Regions from separate parts of the Homo sapiens genome. Here regions 1 and 3 are each linked to region 2. Evidence: chromatin contacts called from ENCODE Hi-C or POLR2A ChIA-PET data. All regions are on one chromosome and are shown on one strand. The core of a region is the stretch at or near the end of the contact, and the rest is flanking DNA. Distances in the headings are between cores, read along the strand shown.

Evidence for each region. A loop is a pair of places that touch in the nucleus more often than their neighbours do. ChIA-PET counts read pairs that join two places held with the same protein, here RNA polymerase II (POLR2A). Pooled maps may share reads with other maps.
Region 1: a loop to region 2 is called in a map of mammary epithelial cell, with 4 times the contacts of the local background. The contact joins the enhancer-like site here to the promoter of C10orf143 in region 2. A Hi-C loop is called at or near these places in 2 of 168 maps with a recorded cell type or tissue (mammary epithelial cell and naive thymus-derived CD4-positive, alpha-beta T cell), 2 of 37 single-sample maps with no recorded cell type and 9 of 50 pooled maps.
Region 3: a loop to region 2 is called in a map of CD8-positive, alpha-beta T cell, with 17 times the contacts of the local background. The contact joins the promoter of PPP2R2D here to the promoter of C10orf143 in region 2. A Hi-C loop is called at or near these places in 7 of 168 maps with a recorded cell type or tissue (B cell, CD14-positive monocyte, CD4-positive, alpha-beta T cell and 3 more), 14 of 37 single-sample maps with no recorded cell type and 20 of 50 pooled maps. POLR2A ChIA-PET finds 5 or more read pairs at or near these places in 5 of 52 experiments (A549, CD4-positive, alpha-beta T cell, HEK293T and 2 more).

The regions. Positions count from the first base shown.
Region 1 is chr10:128,628,452-128,631,151 of GRCh38, reverse strand. No RefSeq gene overlaps it. Among named protein-coding and RNA genes, the nearest start is that of LINC02667, 280 kb to the left of the region's middle. RefSeq lists an enhancer at 1,108-2,307. Within about 2 kb of position 1,296, at least 2 of the 41 ENCODE cell types and tissues checked have a DNase peak (open chromatin) inside an H3K27ac peak, as active enhancers do; they include mammary epithelial cell, where a contact is called at or near this core.
Region 2 is chr10:130,109,511-130,112,210 of GRCh38, reverse strand. C10orf143 (chromosome 10 open reading frame 143) reads left to right here and starts at 1,381. Exons shown (of 4, transcript NM_001355042.2): 1 at 1,381-1,507. The coding sequence starts at 1,439. It overlaps LOC102724883 (a long non-coding RNA gene), which reads right to left and starts at 918. Exons shown (of 3, transcript NR_188169.1): 1 at 95-918. RefSeq lists enhancers at 77-206, 687-1,016, 1,877-2,056, 2,217-2,326 and a silencer at 1,307-1,686.
Region 3 is chr10:131,899,566-131,902,265 of GRCh38, reverse strand. PPP2R2D (protein phosphatase 2 regulatory subunit Bdelta) reads right to left here and starts at 1,258. Exons shown (of 9, transcript NM_018461.5): 1 at 1,111-1,258; 2 at 936-1,028. The coding sequence starts at 1,117. RefSeq lists silencers at 449-498, 679-1,078, 1,149-1,658 and an enhancer at 1,899-1,998.

The sequences.
Region 1 (2,700 bases), core at 47-2,546, 1.5 Mb after region 2:
ATCACAAAAGAGTATTGTTTCCTTCTGGTATGCTTGTTACTTTACAATTACGTATATTATGAGCCCGAAGGTTGAAAGAGCTCTTGCTTTTTGTTAACGTGTTCTCAAACCACTAATTATTTCCTCCTGTCTTGAGGTGCTAAATACATAAACACATGGAGCCCTCAGCTTAAAAAATTAGGGCTTGGCTTTTCTTCCAGATGAATCAGCGTGAAGGATGATTCCTTCAGTCTCCATCCTACACACACTATGACCACACGCTAAACCATGCAGCAGAGAGAACAGAACCCCGCCGGGCTGGGCTGCCAGGTTGCTAGTGTCAGAAGTTCTGAGCACACACCGAGGCCGCGTGGAGACCCGCTCTCTCCTTAGAGTAGTTCACGGGGAGTGTATTAATCTGTTCTCATGCAGCTAATGAAGATATACTTGAGACTGAGTAATTTATAAAGGAAAGAGGTTTAATTGACTCACAGTTCAGCAGGGCTACGGAAGCCTCAGGAAACTTACAATCATGGCAGAGGGAAAGCAAACACGTCCCTCTTCATACGGCAGCAGGAGGCAAAAGTGCCCAGCGAAGTGGGGGATGAGCTCCTTATAAAACCATCAGATCTCGTGAGAACTCATTCACTATCCTGAGAACAGGATGGGGGAAACGGCCATCATGATTCGATTATCTTCACCTGGTCTCTCCCATGACCTGTGGGGATGATGGGAACTACAATTCAAGATGAGATTTGGGTGGGGACACAGGCAAACAATATCAAGGAATTTGAGCGAGGTCCCTTCCAGCACCTTTGAATTGACAGTGTTTGAGCACCTGCTGCCTAGTCTTAAAGTGTGAATTTGGCCACATGACAACACATTTTGATAAATAAAAACACGGGCTTCATAAATCTTGTATGGACATGAGACATGTAAAAATATTTTTTCCATTTGGTTAAATGAACATTTTCATCTGCAGAGAGAGGCTTTATAAATTCTAAAGCTCAGTAGCCATGTGGCCTAAATTACATTAATGTTTAAGTTATTCAATAGCAAATGTCTACACTTCACAGTTAATTTCGGGATGTCCCCAGAATCTGTCCTATCTTCTCTGTGATGTAGGCAAGGTGAGATTAAGCTGGCTGACTTCGTTGAAGGAAAACAAGAAACCAGCCTCTGCCTCTCGGGTCCCTGAGTCAGGCCCTGGTTCCTGGACAGAGTGGGCGGGCCTTGGATGCTGATAATTGAAGGCGGCACCTCCGGAGGAGACGGTGACTCCTGCAAAGACGTCTGGTGGGAGTCCAGTCTTATAGAGAGGTGAGGGCCCTGCCAGCCCACGGCCCCAGGATGTCAGTCACTCAGCTGTTTCTCTTCTCAGACAGGCAGGGCCGGCGAGCTCTGGCCATTCCTGGGTTGGGTGGCTCAGAGAGCCAGTAGACATGTCACAGAAGCCAGGGCCCCCGGAGTGGCACCATCTGGCCCAAGGCTCATGTTAATACAGCCAGCACTAGCCACCCGGAACTGCAGGGGACACTCCAGCAGGGACACTCCTCTGGGCCTCTGAGTCAGAGCCACCTTCTTCAAGAAGATGCAGGCCTCCCCTCACCACTGACTCTTTGCTCTCCCTCCAGCAGGGGTGAGTCATGCTGTCACTTGCAGGTTCAGACTGGACAAAGTGGTGTGGGTGACTCACCTGGATGAAGACCAGGACATGGGGTGTCATTTCCTATTTATCTGTAATACAGATGAAAACCCAGGACGTGTCCAACGAGCACGGACAAGGACACTCATTACTAGCCGGTAGGGAAAAGCAAATTAAATAGGCAAATTCATAGAGACAGAAAGTAGAAAAGAGGTTGCCAGGGCCTGGGGGAGGGGGAACAAAGAGCACTTTCAATGATAGTTAATGTCTGGGAAGATGAGAAAGTTCTGAAAATAGGTAGGTGGTGATGGTTACATAACATTGTGAATGTACTTAATGCCACAGAATTATACACTTAAGGTGATTAACATGGAAAATTTTATGTTATGTATCTGTTATCACAATTATTTTTTTTAATCCCAGGGCAATGCGACATGGGAAAACTCATGAAAGTGGCCCACAGAGCCACTTTGTGGCTGGTCCCTCTCTCAGACCCCATCCCTGTGTCCTCAACTTCTTCATCTTTGCTGGTTTCATTCCCTCCCTCAAGCCCAGAAACAAACAGTTTCTCCTACAAAAAAGAGGAAAATTAAGTTCCTGTGGAAACTTCACCACCTGTTAAAAAGCTGAGGGAGGGCCTGGCCCTATTTGCCGTGCAAGTGTGTCCGCAGGACCTGCTTTTAGAACATGCCGATTCGCCCCGGAAATGCAGGTGTGGCCTTCTCCCACAGGTACAGGGACAGGCACTCATGGGCCCAGAGGCATCTGGGGCTAAAGGTTGTGTTTGTTTTTATTACATATTAGCCATTGTCATCCCCCTCGCGCCCCCTCAAAATAGACATCTGATTATCACCAATTTAAAACCAGCTTTTCCTCTCACTAAAAATTCAGTATGAAGCCATTGTAGTAGAATTCCTCTCACATTCCGAGGCTTGCAGAAGAGAAAAATATCAATAAAAATCATGTGAAACGTCCACAATAGATCAATTCAACCAAAGTGGCCAGATTCTATGCTATTAGTCTGTGCGAGGTTTATCTGGTTTTCCATGAAGCATTCCCTTTTCCTGAAGAACACA
Region 2 (2,700 bases), core at 132-2,631:
ATTTAATTTGCTGAGGATCATGCAGCAAATAGCCCGAAGAGGGATTCATGCGTTTCACCATAATGGTTAAGAACAGGGCTTTGTCAAAGGATACCTTCAACTGCAGCAGAATGATGGACTCAAATCACAGAGACACGACAAAGTGACGGGTAGTCAGCTGTGGGTTGGTTCAGAGGCTCAGGCTGTTCCGGCTCTAGGTGATTTCCTGCTTTCCTAGGGTTCCCACCAGCTGCCCTCATGGTGACAAAAAGGCTGCTGCAGCTCCAGGAAACTTACACTGGGCAAGGACAACAGGAAGAAAACAGCCCCCACCCACCCAACTCCCCTTTTAACTAGAAGATCTTTCCCGAAACTCTGCCTCAACAGACCTCGCTTACTTCTCCCTGGCCCGTACTAGGTCGTGTACCCATCGTTAGCCAATCGCTGGCAACGGATTGGCCCCGTTTTAATTTATCCAAAAAAGGCGCCAGTCTGGGCTGTTTGGAGCAGTCAAGGGAGCTCCGTGCTAAGGCAGGAGGGGCCTGGACATGCGGCTGCAGGAGTCCGGGCCTCGGTGCCCTAAGATGAGGGCTCAGTGGTGCTCAGCACCGCGCCGGGCCAGAGACTGAGCCGCCGCCGGCTGTTGAGGGTTGGTTGGCTGAATCCCCGGCAGGGGCCAGGCGGAGCGAACATCACCGCGGCAACTGCCTCCACAGCACACACTCCCGACAGTGGCTGCGCTTTTCCCCTTCAGCACAGCCCAAAGGCCCCGGCAGCTCAGCACCTGCGACCTCCTAGTGCCCTCCAGCCTACGGAGGAGTAGAAGTCCTTCCGGGGCCTCCCAACCAGCAGCCACCAGCCACCAGCCACAAAAGCCGTGAGCCGCGCGGGGCTGGCCTGAAAGCTCTGCGTCTTCCCACCGCGGCAACAGCAGCTCCCACCCGGAAGCGAGGCAGCCCTGCGGACCACAACTCCCAGAAACACCCGCTGTCTCGCTCAAGCTAATTGACCCGCTGCGCCATCTATTAGCCAACCAGCCACAGGGAGACGGCTCCCCACGAGGCCTAACAACCAATCATAAGACAGAGGAGGCGGGCGCTCCTCCAGCCGATCCACGGGGTGTTGTCAAAAGTTTGGCGGGATCCTGAAAGAATGCTTTCTTTAGAGCCCCACGGCTGCTCCTGTGAAGGGAGAAGCGACAAGCAGAGATATGCAGGGACCTCTCTGCGAAGTAATGACTTGGGGCAGACGGACAACGCCCACAGCATCCCAATAGTCTCAGAAGACTCTGGTCTCTGCTACTCCTGCCTGCGGTCCTCGCCTTGGTGCTCTCGCGCTTCCCGCGGCGTCCCGCCCCTCCCTCTCCTTATTGGCTCCCCAGGGCCTTGTGCGGAAGGGGGCGTGGTGCGCGGGCCTCGGCCAGGCCTGAGATGCCGGGAGGGTTTGACCCTGGGGCTGCATGGACAGCTTAGCGCTCGGCCGCTGGCGACAGCGGAGGGCGGAGGATCTGCAGGTTCCGGGGGACGTGGTGAGCCCCCGGGGCCTGGGCGTTAGGGACGGGAGGGCGGATGGCCCCTGGGCGGGTTCCCACCGCGCCTCGTTTTTGCCGGCGCGGCCCTGCCTGTGAGGAGGCCTGGCCCAAGACACTCGCACGCTCGCGTACGTCCCTGGGAGGGCGTGGCCAGTGATGGGCGTGGCCTGTTAGGGCGGGGTTGTGACGCCGCTCTCCCGGTTTCGCGCCTGCGCGGTCGGGCGCGGAGCTCGGGCACCTTCCTGACCCACACGCTCACTGGGGCTCCAGACCCAGGCTCCCTAAAACATGGGCCGAGACTCATTGCAGGACCTCGGGTGCTTGGTATCCGTGTCATGTCTTCTCCTGCCGTCTACACCTGACTGTTCCTGAGTCTCGTTCACTGAGCGCCTGCCACGTGCCAGGCCCAGGGCTGGGTGTTGGGGGACGAGTACGTGGGGAGCGAACACGCGCAGAAAATTACCCGGCATTGAGCGTGTTAGTGCTTCTTGGGCTGAGTCCATTAACTGATGAGCAGAGGGTAAGATGAGATGGTAATGGGGAGACTTGCACAAGATCCCAGGGTGCGTGGGTAAGTCAGGTATGTGTGAGACTTGAAGGATGACCGGGGGTAGGCAGGATGGGAGGTGACAAAAAACAGTGTTGGAGGAAGGAGCTTAGCGTCTTAGGGGCACTGAAAGAAGTACTGCAGGATTGGAGCTGGAAGACAGAGCTGCTTGGCATTCCTGTATTTTATCTTCCACCTCTGCTTGCAAATTGGCCAGTTCTTACTTAACCTCGTTTATTTCAAAGTTCCTCGCTAGGGGCAGCAGTGAGCAGCCAACATACCGCATATTTGCTTTTTTTTTTCTTCTAGAGCTACACAGGCTTGGTAAGTGCAGGATCCGTCTTCCCAGTTAATACAGGCAGCATTTTTTTAGATGTCTTTACTGCGTAGCGGGAATGACTAGCTTTCTACCCTGCACCATCTCTTTCCTCACTACTCACTGCCTGGCCGTGAAGCCAGTACCACTTAGGTTTCTATCACAGCCGCACCCCTCCTCCAGGTACCAATTGTTATATTACTAGGGTGCAGGTTACCCCAGTAATATAGTAATAATATGGTATAGTAATGTAGTATAGTAATAGTATAGTACAGTAATATAGCAGGTTAGGGTGCTTTTGTAACCAAGAGCCTTCAAAGCACGCTG
Region 3 (2,700 bases), core at 9-2,508, 1.8 Mb before region 2:
TAAGAAAAGGTTAAAGGTTTACAATGTTCAGTAAGATGTATGAACAACAACAAAAAAGTCACTATGACTCTGAATCTGAAATATTAATCAAACTTCTAAGACTCGACCAAGTTCTCCATTCAACGGTGAAAAAGGAAAGCTACATAGCTTTTTAACTTTAAGGTGACAGGTAAGCTTCATGGGAAGCTGGGGTGGGAGGCACTTCCCAGTTCCCTCCCACCACCCTAAAACTTTGTGCCTGGGCCAATTTGAGAGTATGATTTAAGGAAAAGACCAGTGAACTTCAAGTAATACCATGAAGTTCAAGACTAAAATCTGGAATAGAGACCTTAAAATATATCAGTAGAGAAAGTAGCAGTACCTCACAGTAAAATTCAAGGATTTTAGAACCGCAGAAAGCAGACCTTAAGAATCAGGGAGCCGAGGCAACCAGCTCGCTCAAGAGCGCACCGCCGATGAAACGCAGAGCCTGGTGGGGGCCGAGGCCCCGACCCAGCCCTAGGCGCGTTCCCAGCCTCTGGGCCATTGTGCCGCGCTGCCCGAGCGCACGATATGGACTCCGTTCCCGTCCCCGGCTCCGCCGCGGTCTCCTCAGTTCCGCCCCAGGCAGGAGGCAGCCCCGGGCTTCGGTTCCGCCCCGGGCAGGAGGCAGCCCCAGGCGCTGGGTTCGGAGGACCCGGCCGCCCGTGACCTTGGTGACTTACATAAGTCCCGCCGCGGGCCCGACGCCTCCGCCCGTGCCCCGCGGGCCGGGACAGCGGACAGAGGACGGCCGCCCCCCGATCACGGCCCCCAGCTCGGCCCCTGGCCCCTGCCCCGCCCGGCCCCCATCCTCCTGCCTGCCTTCCACGGACGCTTGGGGCCCGGAGGCCGCGCGCGGCCGGGCTGGGAGCTGTCCGCGAGGGTCCCGGGGCGGGGCGCGGCGCGGGGCTCACCTTCGGCCACGTCCTCGTCGATGGCCCCCTTGACCTGCGAGAAGCACCACTGGAAGTCGTTGCCGCCCGCGGGGCAGCCGCCGCCTCCGGCTCCTGCAAACACAACGGGGCGGTCAGGCCGGCCGCGGCCCCCGCCCGCCCCCGTGGTCCCCGCCGGCCCGCGCAGACCCCTCACCTGCCATGGCAGCCGGCGGCGGGACGGGCGGGGACCGCGGCAGACCAGGGAGACGGCCTCCGCGCCGCTGCAGCCGAGCGCTCAGCCCCGGGGCCGCCACCACCGCCGGCGCCGCCGCCGCCGCCGCCGCCGCCGGGGAGGGATTTTTTTCCCTTTTCAAAATGGCGCCCAATGCCCGTCGCCCCGCTCGATGACGTCATCGCCCTCCGCCTCCTCGGACGGGCAGCGGACGGGGCGGGCCGCGGGGGCTGCCGGGGGCGCCCAATGCGCCTGCGCCCGGCGCCGCTCGGCTGTAGGGGGGAAGGGACGCCTGGGCGACTGCGGAGGGAAGCCGGGGTCGCCGGGCGCAGGCCAGCTCCTCGGCCCTCGGCCCTAGGCCTCCCGCAGTGGTCCGGTGTGCACCCGGCGCTCCCCAGAAGACTAGCGCCGCCGGCCGCCCCTACTCTCCGGGGACTCCCGGAGAGCCTAAGCTGCGGCCGGACACGCCTTCAGGGCGCCGCTTGGCCGGACACGCCCCCATCCCGCATCGGCCAATGGAAACGTGGGTTCTCCGTGGAACCGCCAATGGAGGACGCGCTTGGCGGCGGTGGGCGGGCATGTGGGCCGGCCTCACCTGAGCGCGCCGTACCTGAGCGCTGCCTCCCGCCCACTGCCCCCGACGCGGAGTCTCGCTCTGTTCCCCGGGCTGGAGTGCGGGGGCGCGATCTCGACTCCCTAAAAGCCTCGACCTCCTGGGCTCAATCCATCCTACTGCTTCAGCCTCGGAAGTAGCTGCGAGCACAGGCACGCGCCGCCAGGCTCGCTGATTTTTAAATTTTTTGTAGAGACGGGGGTCTATGTTGCTCAGGCTGGTCTCGAACTCCTGGGCTCGAGCCATCTGCCGGCCTCGGTCTCCCAATCCTGTCCACCTCCCTTTCGGAGCGCACCGTTGCTCACCAGATGGCTACCTTAGGGGTTCTTGGAGCTCCCAGTGCAGTCTTAGGGAAACAGGGCCGATCGTTTCATTTGCGGGTGGTTTTCTCTGGCATACTGAGCGATCATGGGTGCTCCTCGACTTACAGTGGGGCTACCCTCCCCGCAAATAAGCCCTTCCTAAGTCAAAAATGCATCTAATACCCAATCTACCCGTCGTAAAGTTGAAAAATCTGAAGTCGAGCTATCATCAGGGGGACTGTCCCTATGGGATTGATGTCCGGAATCAGAACTTCTTTCAGGGTAGCTGCGGTGGGCACTGATGGTATTGCACCACTAAAAGACAGTCGCTGCAAATCAGGAACATTCGTCCACTCCATTAATATTATTTATTGACAGCTCCTGCCACGTGCGGCACACTCCACAGCCCTGGGGGTGAGAGGTTAACAGAGCAGAGAAATCTCAGCCCTGGTAGAGCTTACCTTTCAGTGGGGGAGACAGACAATAAGGAAATAAATACATAATAAGTCGGAGCTGGAGAGAAAAATCAGGGAAGAAGGAAATGTGTATGGGGAGAGTTGGAGTCTTGCACGGGGTGACTGGAGAAGACTCAAGGATAAAGAGCAAACCATGCAGACGTCTAGGAAAGCTTGGCCAGGAAGGGGAGACCACCAAGTG